Linked DNA regions of Homo sapiens: region 2 is linked to region 1. A link is a loop called in an ENCODE intact Hi-C map of the cell type or tissue named here. Cell type or tissue: chondrocyte. All regions are shown on one strand. Links, peaks and the distances in the headings refer to the core of each region. The heading gives the core; the rest is flanking DNA. Region 1 overlaps ETAA1 (ETAA1 activator of ATR kinase). Region 2 has its middle 77 kb from the start of LINC01829.

Region 1 (2,939 bases), core at 190-2,689:
ACCCTCTTAAACTGAGTACTTTTAAAGCATATAAATCTTTAGCAGTTTCAAGGTCTGTTTGAAAGCTTGTCATGTTCTCAGAATGACAAATACTTATATTGTTTATTTTTAGGTGAGTCATTCTCAAATCATTTAGTTTTAACATTTTCAGAGATAGCATTTTTTTAAATATGCGCTTTTATTTTGGTTGGACAGTCAGTTCACTTTTTGCAGGGATACTTTTATACAATGTTGTTTATTTGAAGATGGTATGTATCTTCATTTATACAGCTTTGCACAGTATACTTTTTATAATGAAATGAAGTAATGCATTTAGATACCTTATACAGCACCTGGATTATGGTTGAAAATCAATAAATTATGTAATTATTCATGAAGAAATATGTAATAACATGTATAAATAGTATACAAACATACATAGGACCCATGTATATGTAAAGTTGGGTACATAAAGTCATAATTTAGTTCTCTGAAAATTGAATGAATTTAAAATTACTTTTGTAAATGGCAGAGTTCATAATTAAGACTATGATTGTCTTTAAATTCAAGATTGTTGAAATAAAAGGGAAAATATATTGAGTCTGAAAGTGAAATTACTGATTTTCTTGAGTATTTGCAAAGCTAAAGGCAACTAGGTTCAAGTTGACATTAAGAAAACTTTTTTGATTCATTGAGGATTTGAAGTACCAAACTGTAGGGATCTTTTCACCTAAATCTTCTAGTAAATAAATGTATACTGACACTGGTATGCCCAATATTGTGCTGGATGCTGAGTTATTCTAAGAAGAGTCCTTGCCTTTGAGTAGCCTATAATCTAGTAGTAAAATTATTTTTTAAATTGTGTGATATTTATGTTCATTCTAGGTACTATAAAATAGAGTGAAAATGGTTACTTGATTTGATTTGTTGGTTTGGTTTGCAATTAATGCCTAAAGCTCATTCTGTAATTTTTTTGTGTGATCAAGTGACTGAAAGGTACAGCAAAAGTATCCAGGTCTAAAATGCCTTTTTTCTGTATATTATCTGGGCTAAACTTTTCTGTTTTCTCTATTTTTTTATTCTTATTCCTGTCTCATTCTTAGCATCAGTTCTAACCTTGCTCTTATCTCTTAATTCATTCCTGATCTTAATTCTGAGTGTTCTTAATTTAGGTCAACATGGATTGTCCAACTTTAGATAAAGATTATAATAAGGATAAAGAAAATTTGGAGAAACAGATGATACAGAAAGAATTCCATATGTATCTCCTCTCAATTCTGATGATTTCTGCCACACAGTTTCTGACACTAATGTTTTTATAAGTATCTTAGGACAATTAAAATGTCAATTTTCTTTTGATAAAAACATGCTTCTGTTATTAAATGTACATTTGATAAATTTAATTCTTAAAACAATATTTTTTTAAAATAAGCAATTTGTAATTCTGAATGTTTTCATTCTCTGAAACATAAGTGGATCAATTATTGTAGCTTATTATTGCTATCTCCCAACTTCCTATTGTTTTTGAGTTTGGTAAGTGTTACCTCACCAGAATTTAGGAAATTAATTCAAAATCATTAGTTTTTATTGTCTTTTTTCTTTCTTTTGTTTTTTTGGAAGACGGGGGATGCTACACTGGTACTTTATACCTCTTTTTTTCCCTATCTGCCAAAGGATGAAAAACCAACAACAAATTCTATGCTGGACATGTGGATTGGTGAAACTGCTATTCCTTGTACTCCCAGTGTAGCAAAAGGAAAATCAAGAGCAAAAATCAGCTGCACAAAGTAAGTTAAGACTTTTCAGCTTTTCTGAAATTCAGTGAAGCAAATATTTTTTGATAATACTCCATTTTGGTTTTGTGAATATATCAAAATTTTTGTTAATAAAATTTCCACAGTTTTGATCTATCAAATTTTGGAGTTAAAATAATTATAACTGTTAAAATCTTAGAGCTTTAACATCAAAATATGTTAAATAACAGTTGGATATAATGTTTCAGAACATTTTTAGTTATTTTTTAATCTTGTTTAATAGGTTAAAAACACAAAGTCAAGAAGAAGAACTTATGAAACTGGCTAAACAATTTGATAAAAATATGGAAGAGCTAGATGTGATTCAAGAGCAAAACAAGAGGAATTATGATTTTACCCAGATGATTTCAGAAACAGAGATTTTAAGTAATTATAAAGATAATATACAGATGTGGTCATTACATAATATAGTTCCCGAAATAGATAATGCTACAAAAAAGCCAATCAAAGGAAACACCAAGATATCTGTGGCAAATAATCAAAATAGCAGTCAGAAGCCATTTGACCAAATTGCTGAAGCAGCCTTTAATGCTATTTTTGATGGTTCTACTCAGAAATGTAGCGGACAGTTAAGCCAAGAACTGCCAGAGGCTTTTTGGAGCACCAGTAATACTACCTTTGTAAAGACAAATGCTTTGAAAGAGGAGAAAATCATTACTAATGAAACTCTGGTCATTGAAAAACTGTCAAATAAAACCCCACGATCACTTTCTTCTCAAGTAGATACACCCATAATGACAAAATCATGTGTGACTTCCTGTACTAAGGAGCCAGAAACTTCTAATAAGTACATTGATGCATTTACTACAAGTGATTTTGAGGATGATTGGGAAAACTTACTAGGTAGTGAACCTTTTGCTATGCAAAATATCGACATGCCTGAACTCTTTCCTTCTAAAACAGCCCATGTTACTGATCAAAAGGAAATTTGTACCTTTAATAGTAAAACTGTTAAAAATACGTCAAGAGCAAATACAAGTCCAGATGCCAGGTTAGGAGATTCAAAAGTATTACAAGATCTTTCTTCAAAGACATATGACAGAGAATTAATAGATGCAGAATATAGATTTTCACCAAATTCAAATAAATCAAACAAATTATCCACTGGAAATAAAATGAAATTTGAGAACTCTTCCAATAAAATTG
Region 2 (2,939 bases), core at 156-2,655, 110 kb before region 1:
AACCCAAGAAACTTGATATTTCATACAAATTATACTCGGAGCATAGCTGCATTCAGCCCACAATTTCTAAGTTGCCTGAGACAGAAATGTATCAGCAAAGAGTCTAATGCATAGCTTAAAATGATTGATTCAAGACTAAATCAGCAACGCTAATTTCTTGCAATGCTAGTTACATATGGTTGCATTAATATTCTCTTCTCAGAAATCCAGCTGAGAATCATTATTTAATGAAAGGCTTACAAATTGCATCCTATTTAACAGCTTTCATTGCAGATTCTTTTGTAGAAATGCAGAAAACATGTAAGTGACCATGTAAATTCTATGTTGCATTTGCAATGTGCTGGGTAATTTTCTTGATGTATACATAAAATATAAATGTATATGTGTGTATAATGCATTTATATGTATGTATTTTATATGTATACCTATATATGATACCTATACATTACCTATTACATAATTACATATAATATTTTATATAGAATATATTATATATATGTCAAGAGATTATTCTGATTGGTGATTTCTAAATTAACAAATTTAAAGGATAGATTAAAAGACAGGGATTAGAATTTGAGTTTTCATTATCAAACTACCCTAGGTTTGAACACTAGCTACATAATTCATTAAATGTATGTCCTTAACCAATTTTATTCTCTAATGTTTAGTTTCCTCATCTTTAAAATAACAATAATAATATCTACTTCCCAGAGTGTTGCTATAAAGATGAAATGAAAACAAATCAAGTAAAGTATCTCACACAGGACAAGAGCTCAATAAACATTAGCTCTGTTTCTAATGTAAAAACAACAAAAAGAAGATTTATAGCTTGTTACAGAATAAATTGCAGTGTTTATGAATTTGTAGTTATTGAAGAGTTCAGCCTAAGTAGGGAGATGAACCAAAGACCTGTGGGTAGTCTGGAGACAGATTGGAAAGGAAAAAAGTTTATAAAGGCATTCATGTTTAAGCAGTAAATATGTTAGAGTTTTTCTTTAAGGCCAAGATAAACTACCTGATTTCAATTTTATGTATATATATATATATATATATATATATGGTCATATATGGTTTTTATATAAAGTAATATATATTATTTTTGCTACTTTGATAACTAATGTTAACTAAATAGTAAGTTTTCAGGTAGAACATTACAATAACTTCATATTTCTTACACTTGAAAAATTAACAGGACACATGGTGGGGAACAACACACACTGGGACCCGTCAGAGGGTGGAGAGTGGGAAGAGGGAGAGCATAAGAAAGAACAGCTAACGGGTGCTGGGCTTAATACTTAGGTGATGGGTTGATCTGTGCAGCAAACCACCATAGCACACATTTATCTATGTAACAAACCTGCACATCCTGCATATATACCCCTGAACTTAAAAGTTGGAAAATATGTATATTTGATTAAATATATATATCAAATATATATTTGATTTCATTATTTCAGGGAGGTATATACAAACATATATATAATGAACTTGGCTTTTCTCTCACCAAAAATCAGACAAAAAATTTTGCACAAGCAGAATCATGAACTTAAGTATTTGGGGGTAAACATTTTTCAAAGTAGCCACTGAAATGGATAGTGGAAGACCAATAAACCCTCTGGAAAGAGTGTGAGGAGACAAAGGCCCCACATACTCCATCAAGAAAGTAATCATCAATTTCTCTGTAAGGTTTCTAAAGGGAACACCAGAGAAATTTCATATAGTAGAATCCTTATTAGTAAAAAAATTGTGGCTATCTTGACATTTGGCCACTTCATTAATTATTGTGATTCAATTAAAGCAGTTTTTTAAAGACAGGAGGAGAGTTGACTGATTTTTTCAATGAATTAATTTTTGTTCAGCTTAAATATTCTTATTATTTTTGTAATCATTTAACAACATCAATAACAGTCACAGTTTTATTTGTTTTATAGAATGCTTCCCCATAGGTTATATTCTTAACTACCACAATGGCATTTGAGCTCATATTGTAGACTTAATTTTTTAAAAAATGAGGCTGAGAGATCACACGACTCCTGCAGATTTTCACAGTGCATAAATAGCAACTCCAGAGATGTCCCCACACAAGCATCTCCTTTCTGCAGAATTGTCCGGGTGTTTTGGGCATGCATTCTTCATAAGTTCGGTATTTTAAAATCAGAAGTGAGTCAATGACAGACTTTCTTTCTTTAAAAAGGAAAAAAAATAGTGATTTTTAATATTTTAAATTAGGAGTAATTAAAATGTCCTACAGAAAGGCCTGTGCTGATTCTAACTTTCACTCAGTGAAATTGAAATAATCTAACTCCAGAGGAAGCTTCAAGCAATTGAAAGAAGCCATGAGCCTTCCATTTAAACCAGTTCAATGTCCATCTCTGGTGTCAGAAACTTGAAGAACATTCACATTTTCCATTTGCTTTATCAATAGCTACCTCAATGTTTCTAAACTATCCATCACAATAGTGCTTAGGTAATTAGACAGAGGCGCTCTGGCACTGTATTATTTAAACATCATTTCCACGCAGCACAGTCAGCCCTACCATGTGCCATTATTTTGATGGGCTTCTCATCACTTAAATGATGAAGGAGAAAAATTACAATTTCCTCTAAATTCATTTGTAGATACTTGCACAAATAATGTTTGGCTATGATCATCATAGTGAACACTGGCTGTATGTCAACTAAATCCTTGGAGAGAATTTTAGCTCAATTGATGGTCCTAGTTAATTTCCCATAGGCAATTGTGAGAACTCTCTTCTTTCAAAGTTTGTTTTTTTTTCTTCTTTTTTTAGTGTTGGAAATCCCTTGCAAATTCACTTATTTTATTGGTTCTTCTTTTATTTCATTATCTATGGTCTACATTAAGATAAAAAAAATCCTAGGTGGTCTTAAACCATTGTAATTAGGTTTGGAGACTGGCTCTTTGTATAGTCACCAGATGA

What was found. Hi-C counts contacts between places; a loop is a spot of excess contacts. Peaks named below come from ENCODE experiments on the same cell type or tissue, not always from the same donor. Only the 100,000 strongest peaks of a DNase experiment are listed, where the experiment ranks them.
Region 2: it touches region 1 in a loop (2.2-fold over the local background); 7 of 110 quality-filtered maps call a loop at or near these places.

Annotation. Positions count from the first base shown.
Region 1 is chr2:67,401,209-67,404,147 of GRCh38, forward strand. ETAA1 (ETAA1 activator of ATR kinase) reads left to right here. Exons shown (of 6, transcript NM_019002.4): 4 at 1,654-1,766; 5 at 2,017-2,939. Among named protein-coding and RNA genes, the nearest start is that of ETAA1, 5.3 kb to the left of the region's middle. In chondrocyte, for the core only: no CTCF peak of the experiment used is centred there; no DNase peak of the experiment used is centred there.
Region 2 is chr2:67,291,068-67,294,006 of GRCh38, forward strand. No RefSeq gene overlaps it. Among named protein-coding and RNA genes, the nearest start is that of LINC01829, 77 kb to the left of the region's middle. In chondrocyte, for the core only: no CTCF peak of the experiment used is centred there; no DNase peak of the experiment used is centred there.